Linked DNA regions of Homo sapiens: region 1 is linked to region 2. A link is an interaction called in ENCODE POLR2A ChIA-PET data of the cell type or tissue named here. Cell type or tissue: MCF 10A. All regions are shown on one strand. Links, peaks and the distances in the headings refer to the core of each region. The heading gives the core; the rest is flanking DNA.

Region 1 (5,377 bases), core at 253-5,252, 460 kb before region 2:
CTGGAATGAACTTAGGGATTTTGCAGTTGGGCCAGTGGAGGGCCTCTAATGATGTATTTCTCAGCTTGTAGAGATATTAAATGATTAGGTTTATCTGGTAAGTTGTACAGGAAGCATTGTCAAGTGATAAGTGATTCTATTACTAGATCTTTCAGTTACATTTATGGGTCTGTTATTGATATAAATATTTCAAAAATTATATAAATTCATAGATACCTAATATTATCTGTCATAATTTTGGTTATGTTAATCTCTTCTAAAGTTAAATTTATCTGGATATTTTATTAATGTGAGTTTGTTTTTTTTTTTGAGATGGAGTCTCACTCTGTTGCCCAGGCTGGAGTGCAGTGGCACGATCTCGGCTCACTGCAAGCTCCACCTCCCAGGTTCACACCATTCTCCTGCCTCAGCCTCCAGAGTAGCTAGGACTACAGGCGCCCGCCACCACGCCAAGCTAATTTTTTGTATTTTGTTTAGTAGAGACAGGGTTTCACCGTGTTAGCCAGGATGGTCTCGATCTCCTGACCTCATGCTACACCCGCCTCGGCCTCCCAAAGTGCTGGGATTACAGGCGTGAGCCACCGCGCCCGGCCGTGAATTTTTTTTTTTTTTAATTTGAGACAGAGTCTCACACTATTGCCTGGGCTGGAGTGCAATGGCACAGTCTCAGCTCACTGCAACCTCCGCCTCCCGGGTTCAAGCGATTTTCCTGCCTCAACCTCCTGAGTAGCTGGGATTATAGGCACCCACGACCAGCCTGGCTTATTTTTTGTATTTTTTAGTAGAGACAGGGTTTCCCTATGTTGGCCAGGCTGGTCTCGAACTCCTGACCTTGTGATCCACCCACCTTGGCCTCCCAAAGTGCTGGGATTACAGGCGTGAGCCACCGCGCCCGGCCAATTAATGTGAATATTCTAAAGATTATATTCAATTTATAAAAGTCTGATGTTTCTTGTGTGACTGTGTCAGTCATGATTCTGGTTGTTATCTTAAAATACTGTATATGGCCAGGTGCAGTGGCTCATACCTGTAATTCCAGCACTTTGGGAGGTGGAGGCAGGAGGGATAGCTTGAGGCCAGGAGTTCTAAACCAGCCTGGGCAATATAGCGAGACTCCACCTCTATAAAAAATTAGCCAGGCATGGTGATGCACCCCTGTGGTCCCAACTACTCAGGAGGCTGAGGACCCTTTCTCTTTTAGAGAGCCTCTCTCTCTGTTATTTAGGTTGATATTTTCACATCTACTTCTGCACTCTTTTTACTCCAACCACACGGGCCTTCTTTTTTTTTTTTTTTTTCTTTTTTTGAGACAGAGTTTCGCTCTTGTTGCCCAGGCTGGAGTGCAATGGCGCAACCCAACCTGCTTCACCGCAACGTCTGTCTCCCAGGTTCAAGCAATTCTCCTCCCTCAACCTCCCGAGTAGCTGGGATTACAGGCATGCGCCACCATGCCCAGCTAATTTTGTATTTTTAGTAGAGACAGGGTTTCTCAGGCTGGTCAGACTGGTCTCGACATCCTGACCTCAGGTGATCCGCCTGCCTCGGCCTCCCAAAGTGCTGGGATTACAGGGGTGAGCCACCGCGCCCAGCCCCATACAAGTCTTCTTTCTGCACCTCAAGTGGGTCATGTTCCCCACCTCAAGGAGTACACACGTTCCCTTTCCTCTGGAATATTTGGTGCCCCAGGCCCATCTTTGCCTTTTTTAAAAATTTTTTTTTTCAGATAGGGTCTTGCTTCATTGCCCAGGCTGGAGTGCAGTGGCACCATCACAGCTCACTGCAGCCTCTACCTCCTGGGCTCAAGGGATCTGCCTTGTCCTCCCAAAGTACTGGGATTATAGGCACAAGCCACCGCACCTGGCCAAATACTTTTTTAGTATAAATATTTTCCAAATATTGCATACGAGTGTGAATAATTTGCACAAGCAGGCCAGGAAGTAAATGCCAGGAATGTTCATCCTAAAAATTATTTGCTGTTTATCTGAAATTCACAGTTAACTGAGCATTCTGTATTTTTATTGGTTAACTCTAGCAACCCTACTCGACATGTTTGCAGAACAAATGTTCTGAACATCTGCTCTGTGCCAGGCAACTCACACCTTCTCATTAAGTTATTTGTCCAATTACAAGAAATTAAGCTCTTGAGGGTAATGGCTGTGTCTGTCTTATGCACCACCGGCCTCCATGCCTGACCCCGGGTAGACTCAATAAATGTTCCTAGAATTGAAATAGAACTAAAAAAGAATTTCCAGTGGTTACTTTCTTTCCATGGCAGCTTGTCCACCCTGGAAGGAGTCTGGTGCAGCGGTAAGGAGAGCCTGAAGGGGGCAGTGTCACCCCCTGGCTCTGGCTTCCTGTTGTCCATCACCATGGGGAGGCAGGGCCTCAAATCGGAAGCACATGAAACTGGAACTTGGAAGGCAGAGGAGGCAAGACAGGTGGGCAGGCAAGATGGCTACTGCCAGGTGGGGTCTGACCTGCTCAGGTCCTCAATGTGGTCCCTTTATTCCTCCCTTGTTACTCCTTGGCTTTCTGCGGTGTCTTCTGCTGAATGTCTCATGCAGGGCTCAGCTGGGCCCTATGAATACAAGAATAGCAACAATGATGGTAATTATTTTCATTCCTGGTTCCTGACAATAATTTTGATTTAATCCTCCCCACTTTAGGCCCTGAAAGGTGATCAAAACCAGGCATTCAGTTTCTCCAGGAAAGTGGATCTCATGGAATTATCTTAGCCAGCATTGGTGGAGGGATACTAAATAGCATTACCTTTACAGATGAGGGAATGGAGCCCAGAGAAGCTGAGGTCATTTGCCCAGGACAAGAAGTGAGACTTGATATTCCAGTGCAGAGGTGCGATTAGATGTATAGTCCCCCACACAGACTGTGTGGAGTCTCCTATTCCCAGCATCCACACTCACTAGCTGATCTAGGGGTCAGCTGATCACTCACTAGCTTGACCTTGGACAAGTTATTCTAATCTGTGCTTATCTGTAAATGGGGCTAATAAGTGTCTTTCTCGTAGAGTTGTGGGAATTTAGTGAAATAATCCAGAGCATGGCACAATGTAAGTGCTTAATCAATGCGAGCTACCAATGTCACTATTGTTTGTCCCCTCCATTCCTAAGCCCTCCCAGGGCCCAACCCCACCCCAGCAGGCTAGCTGTTAATGTTTGATGACTAAACATTACTATGAAGTGAAGTGATTCCCTAATTTGGCCTGAAGAGATGAATTACCTGGAAGGCACTCGCTACAGAAATCTATTCTCAGGTCCCTGCCTTAGAGATTCTAATTGGTGGGGCCTGGGAATCTGTATCTTTAAAAAAGCCTCGGGTGAAATCTATCTGTAGGCTGATTTCGAAAGTCCTTATGTAATGTAAAACCGGAAAGACAGGGCGCGGTGGATCATGCCTGTAATCCCAGCACTTTGAGAGGCTAAGGCAGTTGGATCACAAGGTCAAGAGATCGAGGCCATCCTGGCCAACATGGTGAAACCTCATCTCTATTAAAAATACAAAAATTAGCTGGGCGTGGTGACATGCTTCTGTAGTCCCAGCTACTCTGGAGGCTGAGGCAGGAGTAATCGCTTGAACCCAGGAGGTGGAGGGTGCAGTGAGCCAAGATCATGCCACTGCACTCCAGCCTGGCTGACAGAGCGAGACTCGTCTCAAAAAAAAAAAAAAAAAAAAAAGACCGGATAGTGCTACAGCAAACACATTGTGACAGGGGTGGGGTGGAGGCGCCCGGTGATTAGAATCGGTGGACTAGCTCAGCCCTTACAGGTTACAAGAATTTAAAGTGATGATTACCTTTTCTGATTATAAAAATCATCTAGGGCTGGGCGTGGTGGCTTACACCTGTAATCCCAGCACTTTGGGATGCCTAGGTGGGAAGATCACCTAAGCCCAGGAGTTCGAGACCAGCCTGGGCAACATGGTGAAACCCCGTCTCTACAAAAAAATGTAAAAAATAAGCCAGACTTGGTGGCACACACTTGTAATCCCAGCTAGGAGGCTGAGGTGGGAGGATCTCTTGAGCTGAGGAGGTGGAGGGTTGCAGTGAGCCAAGATCCCGTCACTGCACCCCAGGCTGGGCAACAGAGTGATACACTGTCTCAAAAAACAAAACAAAAAACTAGTCTATTTACATGGTCTCAGATGATCACATACATTATTTAGAAAGGGAAAATTAGTGACTTTGTAGAATCACTGCTAGTGGCGAAACCTAGCTAATCCCATCTTAACTAAGCGATGAAAGTTACTATCACAGATAATGGAACAGACCATAGATGACTCAATGGGATGCACTGAAGAGGCAGCACCACTTCTGTGGTTCCAGGCAGGAAAACATACAAGCTCAGTGTCATCATAAGGAAGCACCAGGCAAATGCAATTGAGGGACAGTCCACAAATCTTCCAAAATGTCAACATCAGAAACTACAGATGCCTGACAACACTGCAATGCTGCATGATCCTGAATTGAATCTTTGAGGGTGTGGGGGTTGCTATAAAGGATGTTATTGGGCCAGTTGAATATGGCCTATGGAATAAGGAATAAGTAATTGATCCATGTTAGATTTCCTGATTTTGATAATGATATCAGAGTTACATAATAGAATGTCCTTGTTCTTAGCAGACATACAGTAAAGAGTATAGGGGTAAAGGGGCATGACATCTCTAATCCACTCTGATATGGTTTAGAAAATAATAGTGTACGTGCATATAAAAATATATATACACACACACATGAACACGCAGGTAAGGTATAATAAAGTAAATATGCAAAAATGCACAGTGTTAAAAATTATAATGCCCCTTGTTAAAAAAAAAATAACCGGGAAGAAAAATATAAAGAAGAAAATGGAAGCCACTCCTACTCCTACCCCCCCGCCCCCCTTTCCCTCCCTGCCTCCCCTATCCCCCGTCCCTGAGACAACCAGGATGACTATTTCAATCAGCAGTGAAACTCTTACATGTCTTTGGGTCGTTTTATATATATGTATATATGTGCATATATATATATGTGTGTATATGTGTGTGTGTGTGTGTGTGTGTGTGTATATATATATATATATATATATTTTTTTTTTTTTGAGACAGAGTCTTGCTCTGTCACCCAGGCTGGAGTTCAATGGCACGATCTCGGCTCACTGTAACCTCCGCCTCCCAGGGTCAGGGTCACAGGGTCAAGTGATTCTCCTGTCTCAGCCTCCCAAGTAGCTGGGATTACAGGCACATGCCGCCATGCCAGGCTGATTTTTTTTGTATTTTAGTAGAGACAGGGTTTTACCATGTTGCCCTGGCTGGTCTCGACTCCTGAGCTCAGGCAATCCACCCGCCTTGGCCTCCCAAAGTGCTAGGATTACAGGCGTGAGCC
Region 2 (5,377 bases), core at 246-5,245:
GACACTGCCTGTGTTCCAGAAATTCCTACTTTGTGGGAGTAGTGCTGTATCCTTCTTGAGGGGTCAGACACTCGAAACACAGCACCTCGGGGAACCTACAGGACAACTGACCTGCTCGAGGCTATTATTAGATGAGGAAACCGAGGTTCAGAGGGGTTGGGGTCTTCCCTGAGGTGCACAGCCAGCCGGCGGCAGAGCCTAGAGCTGGGACTCAACCCTTGTTGGATCCCATAGCTGGGGGTCTCTCTCATATTTTCCACCTTGCTCTGGGTCCCAGAGAAATAAGAAAGACTCTCCTGCCCTAAGAGGCAGAGTAGGTGTAGATCACACTGCCCAATGTCCGGGCTGAGCCTGGAGGAAGCCCAGCAACACCTCAAGCTGGAAACTTCTGAAAAATGAGGCTGGGGGGTTAGGATCTAGGGCCCTGGGGTGAAACCCCAGCTTTGCCCCTCCCCTGCTGTGTGGCCTCAAGCAAGTGATCTCCTCTCTCTGGCCCAGGTCTCCTCTAATAACTCCAACCAAAATTCTGGACAGAGTTGATAAAGCCCTATAGACTACATTTTAAAATCAAAACACCCAGCCGGGCCTGGTGGCTCACGCCTGTAATCCCAGCACTTTGGGTGGCTGAGGTGGGCAGATCACCTGAGGCCAGGAGTTTGAGGCCAGCCTGGCCAACATGGCAAAACCCCATCTCTACTAAAAATACAGAAACTAGCCAGGTGTGGTGGCGGGTGCTTGTAATCCCAGCTACTTGGGAGGCTGAGGCAGGAGAATCACTTGAACCCAGGACGCAGAGGTTGCAGTGAGCCAAAATCGCACCATTGTGCTCCAGTCTGGGCGACAAAGCGAGACTCCACCTCAAAAAATTAATAAATAATAATAAAATAAATAAACAAAAAAGTAATAAATAAATAAAAATACAAATAAATTTTAAAAATTAAAAGACCCAGTGTGTATTCTAGCTGACATTTTATATCAGATTGTACTGCCTGGGGACATACAAATGTAGTCATAATAAAATGTAGTAAACCAAATTTGGAAAAAATTAAGAAATAAAAGAGGAGTTTCTTTTCCTCTCATGTGAATGAAGTCCAGATGTAGGCAGTTTGGGATGGATTTGGTAACTCTATGAAGCTCTCAGTATCTCAGCTTCTTCCTGGACACCAGTCTGCCATCTCTAGGTGTGGGCCCCACTTTCTCATGATCCAAGATGAAGGCCACTGCACCGGCCTTCACGTCTGCCTTCCAGAATGACAGGATGGAGAAGGAAGGATGATGAGTAAAAGGCAGGCATCAACTAAATCTCTAGGAAACAGTCCAGAAACCTGTCACACTACTAATTTCAACCCCTTGGCCAGAGCTCAGGCACATGGCTGCACCTAGCTGCAAGGGAAGCTAGGAAGGTCTGTGTTTATTCTGCACAGCCATGAACTCAGCTAAAAGCCAATCAAATATTTGTAAATAAACAAAACAATTTTAGATAGTGATGTATCCTGGGAAAGAACAAAACAGGGTAATCTCTTGGACAATGAGGGTGGGAAAATGCCTCCCTCAGGAGGCAGCACAGCTGAGATATAAATGATAATAAGGCCTGAGGGACAAGCATTCCAAACACGAGGAACAGAAAAGCAAGCTGCCTTGAGGCAGAAACAAGCCTGGTATTGTAAAGAAACAGAAAGGCCAGCATGGCTGGAACTGGGACAGGGATGCAGTGGGAGGCGGGCACAGCTGGTAGGAAAGGAGGTCAGAGAGTTCAGCAGGTTAGATCCTGGGAGAAACGGGAAGGCCAAGGGAAAAATCTGGATTTTTTTTTTCTCCTCTAAGTACAGTGAGGCAATATTAGAGGGTTGGGCTGATATGCTATCACTAATGGAGAGAATGCCGAGCTCCCCTGGCTCCTGGAGGATTTGCCATAACCCTTCTGAGCACTTCATTCACTCACCAATTCATTCCTCTCATAAATATTCATTGCTGACCTGCTCTGTGCCAGGTACTGACTTACGGCAGCAGAAATGACTCCTCCAGTCCCCACCCTCAGGAAAAGAAGAGACAGACTGAGCAAACACAAAAGCCTATAAATACAGCTCCCAGATGGCTGCCAGTGGTTTGGAGGGAAGGTAAATGGGGCCACAAGAGGACCTGAGTTCACCTGGGGATGGGAGGGGGTTTCCCACTGGTGGTGATGTTTGAGCTGAAATTGGAATGATAAGGACACTTTGTCTTGTGGTCTGGAGACGGAGAGAACATTCCAGGTAGAGGGAACAGTTTGTGCAAAGGGCTGGAGGCAGGAAGAGAGCTGCATATATCCAGAAACTCACCAGGCTCTGGCCTGGCAAGAGTTGAGAAGGGTGAGAGAGAAGGTGTCTCAAGATGGCCCTGGAGAGGTGAGCAGAAGTCAGATCACAGAAAGCCTGGAAGGGGCCAGGCGTGGGGTCTCACGCCTATAATCCCAGCACTTTGGGAGGCCGAGGTGGGCGAATCACTTGAGATCAGGAGTTCAAGGCCAGACTGGCTAACATGGTGAAACCTCGTGTCCACTAAAAATACAAAAATTAGCTAAGTGTGGTGGCACATGCCTATAATCCCAGACACTTGGGAGGCTGAGGCAGGAGAATTGTTTGAACCCAGGATGGGGAGGCTGCAGTGAGCCGAGATCACGCCACTGCACTCCAGCCTGGGCGACACAGACAGACTCCATCTCTAAATAAATAAATAAATAAATAAATAAATAAATAAATGAAAGTCTGGAAGGAGGGTGGGGCTCTCGTGTTCTGGGAGGATGATTTATGAAGAACTTTGACCCCAAATCCCTGGGAGGGGCCTGTGGCCAATCCCAGACAAGCAGGGCCTGGCTCTCCTTGGACAGTGTTTACAAGCTCGCTGATGACTCGGCCTTCTGCCTTCCTGCGGTTTGCTAATCACTGGGTGCTATGTGCCGGGATGTTCTCCTGCTCCTCAGCCCTGAGAGCACACTCTGACTCATGCCTCCTACCCCAGCCACCCCCTCCCATCACCACCAAGGCTGCCATCTCCCCCCGTGACCCCCAAGGCCCCACAGAATCACACGACCCTGGCACCAGGAAGTGCACCTGTGTCTCCAATCAGAACTGCCCATTTCACAGAGGAAGAAACTAAGGTCCCATGAGAAAAGCCTTTCCCCAAGTCTCACCCCAAGACAGGAATAGCACCAGGGCCCGGTCCCAGGTCTCCTAACACCTGGTCCTAATTTTTCCCACTGTTTAATGACAGAAGAGAGAAAATGAGAAGAAAGGAAGCAGGAAGAGGTGGAGGAGAAAGCAAGGAGGGAGTGAGGAGAGGGAGGGAAGGGGAGCTGGAAAAGCAGTGTTCAAATCCCCAACTCCTAAGTGAGCCCTGGGAGGGGAGGGGAGAGGATTCGTGTTTGTTGGGCACCCACTACACGCCAGGTGCCTCGACTGTGTCAGCTCCTTCAGCAGAATCCTCACAGGAGAATGGATACAATTACTTACTCTAAATGCTTTGGAAAACAGAGAAGCTGTGCAACCCATCTACCATCACACAGCAGTTACCTGGCAGAGAGGAGAATGGAACCCAGGTCTGGCTGCAATTCCTAACCCTAAGCACACTCCAGGCCCCAGGCTGCCTCCAGCCCAGCCTCTGCTCCGCTCCTCTTTTTGAGGCAGTTGCAGCCTCCACTTCCAGAGCCGATCAGCAGAGGCTTTCCCCCGGCTGCCCACAAGCCAGCAGACGGATTTCCTTTGGCCCACAGGGCATTTTAATTAAATTTGAGCTAATGTTCATAAATCAAGAGATTTCACATAAAAATTCAGATTTCTACCTCCCTTAAAACACTGTAAGATTTCACTGGGCTAAATCCACATTCCCACCTGGCAACCGTCAGCTGGGGACAGGGGTATTTGAAGTGGACACACCAGTTCCCCCACACTCCCCAACTCTCCCTGCTGCCTCCCTGGTCCTGAGGCTGAATGTCGGGTGCCATTCATCAAAATGCATACACTGTTGTTTTCTGAGAGCAGGGACGTATTTCTCTGTAACTGTATCTCTTTCAAAAAGAAGAAAACAAGTGCTAATCCAAAAGGGGTCAAGTTTCATGAAAAATGGGGGAATGTCTAATTCTTTGCGGAACCAAGAGATACTCCTTCATGCTTATTATGCAGACGAAGTGTGCCTGAGCCCTCACACCACTGCTTAGCTTCCTAAAATATTTTTTTTTGTGTGTATCTGAAATTCTAATTTAACTGGGCATCCTGTATTTTATCTGGTAACCCTCTCTAGACTAGTCACCTTGCTGGGTGAGTGATCTTGATTGAGCAAGTCATTTAAGTTTTCTGGGTTTCAGGTTGTTCCTCATAGACAGGGTTAATAACAGCATGAGAGGTTGAGGTAGGAGGATCCTTTGAGGCCAGGAGTTTGAGACCAACCTGGGCAACATAGCGAGATTCCCCATCTCTACAAAAAAAAAAATTTTTTTTTTTTTTTTTTAATTAGCCAGGTGTGGTGGCTCATTCCTATAATCCTAGCTACAGGGGAGGCTGAGGCAGGAGGATTGCTTGAGCCTAGGAGTTTAAGGCTGCAGCGAGCTGGGATTACACCACTGCAGTCCAGCCTGGGTAACACAGCAAGACCCTGTCTCTAAATAATAATAAATAACAAGAGGACCTGATGAGATATTACACATTAAGAGCTTAGGACAGAGCCTGGCTCACTGTACATGCTCAGTAAACGTCAGCTGCTGGGGCAGATGACACCAGCTGCTTGCCCAACACCCATTCCCTTGTTCCTCACTAACTGAACCCTGGTTAATGGCAGCCATAGTGCCTGGCCCCAGGGGATGAATGTGATTGGTCTAGTCAAGCATGCCACACCCATTCCAAGCTGCCAGTGATTGGACCAAGGTGAGCATGTGACCTGACTCTAGCCAATGAGGTACAACAAGAAGTCAGCGGGGATGAGTGCTCCAGGGAGACTTTCTCTCCCTAAGGAGTTGGCACTACTGCCGCTGTTCCTCCCTTTTTGTTTTGGACACATCCATTGGGAAAAAGGGATACAGGATCCCAGCCCCCATCTTAAGACAGTGAGCATGGCCAAGGTCTAGGCTGGAGGACTCCTGGGCTGACAATGCCAAACTTCGTTTTAAGTAAATGATGGATGTCGTTATGGCCGAAGCCATTTGCTAATTGGCTCTATATTAGCCGAAGCTAATTGGCTCTATACTGTGGCAGCCCAGTTATGTTACTGACTAGCTCTGTGCCTCAGTTTCCCTATATGGAGAATGGAGGGAACGATAGTATCCGCTACATAGGGTTGTTGTAAAGTTATTCAATGAGTTAGCGTAAATGAAGTGCTAATTACTCTACCTGGCAAGTTATACTCACCA

The links. Peaks named below come from ENCODE experiments on the same cell type or tissue, not always from the same donor. Only the 100,000 strongest peaks of a DNase experiment are listed, where the experiment ranks them.
Region 1: POLR2A ChIA-PET joins it to region 2 with 6 read pairs; 2 of 35 experiments call an interaction of 5 or more read pairs at or near these places.

What each region holds. Positions count from the first base shown.
Region 1 is chr20:49,962,723-49,968,099 of GRCh38, forward strand. No RefSeq gene overlaps it. Among named protein-coding and RNA genes, the nearest start is that of SNAI1, 18 kb to the right of the region's middle. RefSeq lists enhancers at 2,410-2,579, 3,481-4,072, 4,073-4,663. In MCF 10A, for the core only: a CTCF peak has its summit at 2,322 (motif pointing right); no DNase peak of the experiment used is centred there.
Region 2 is chr20:50,420,443-50,425,819 of GRCh38, forward strand. No RefSeq gene overlaps it. Among named protein-coding and RNA genes, the nearest start is that of PTPN1, 87 kb to the right of the region's middle. In MCF 10A, for the core only: no CTCF peak of the experiment used is centred there; DNase peaks (open chromatin) are centred at 2,229 and 2,889.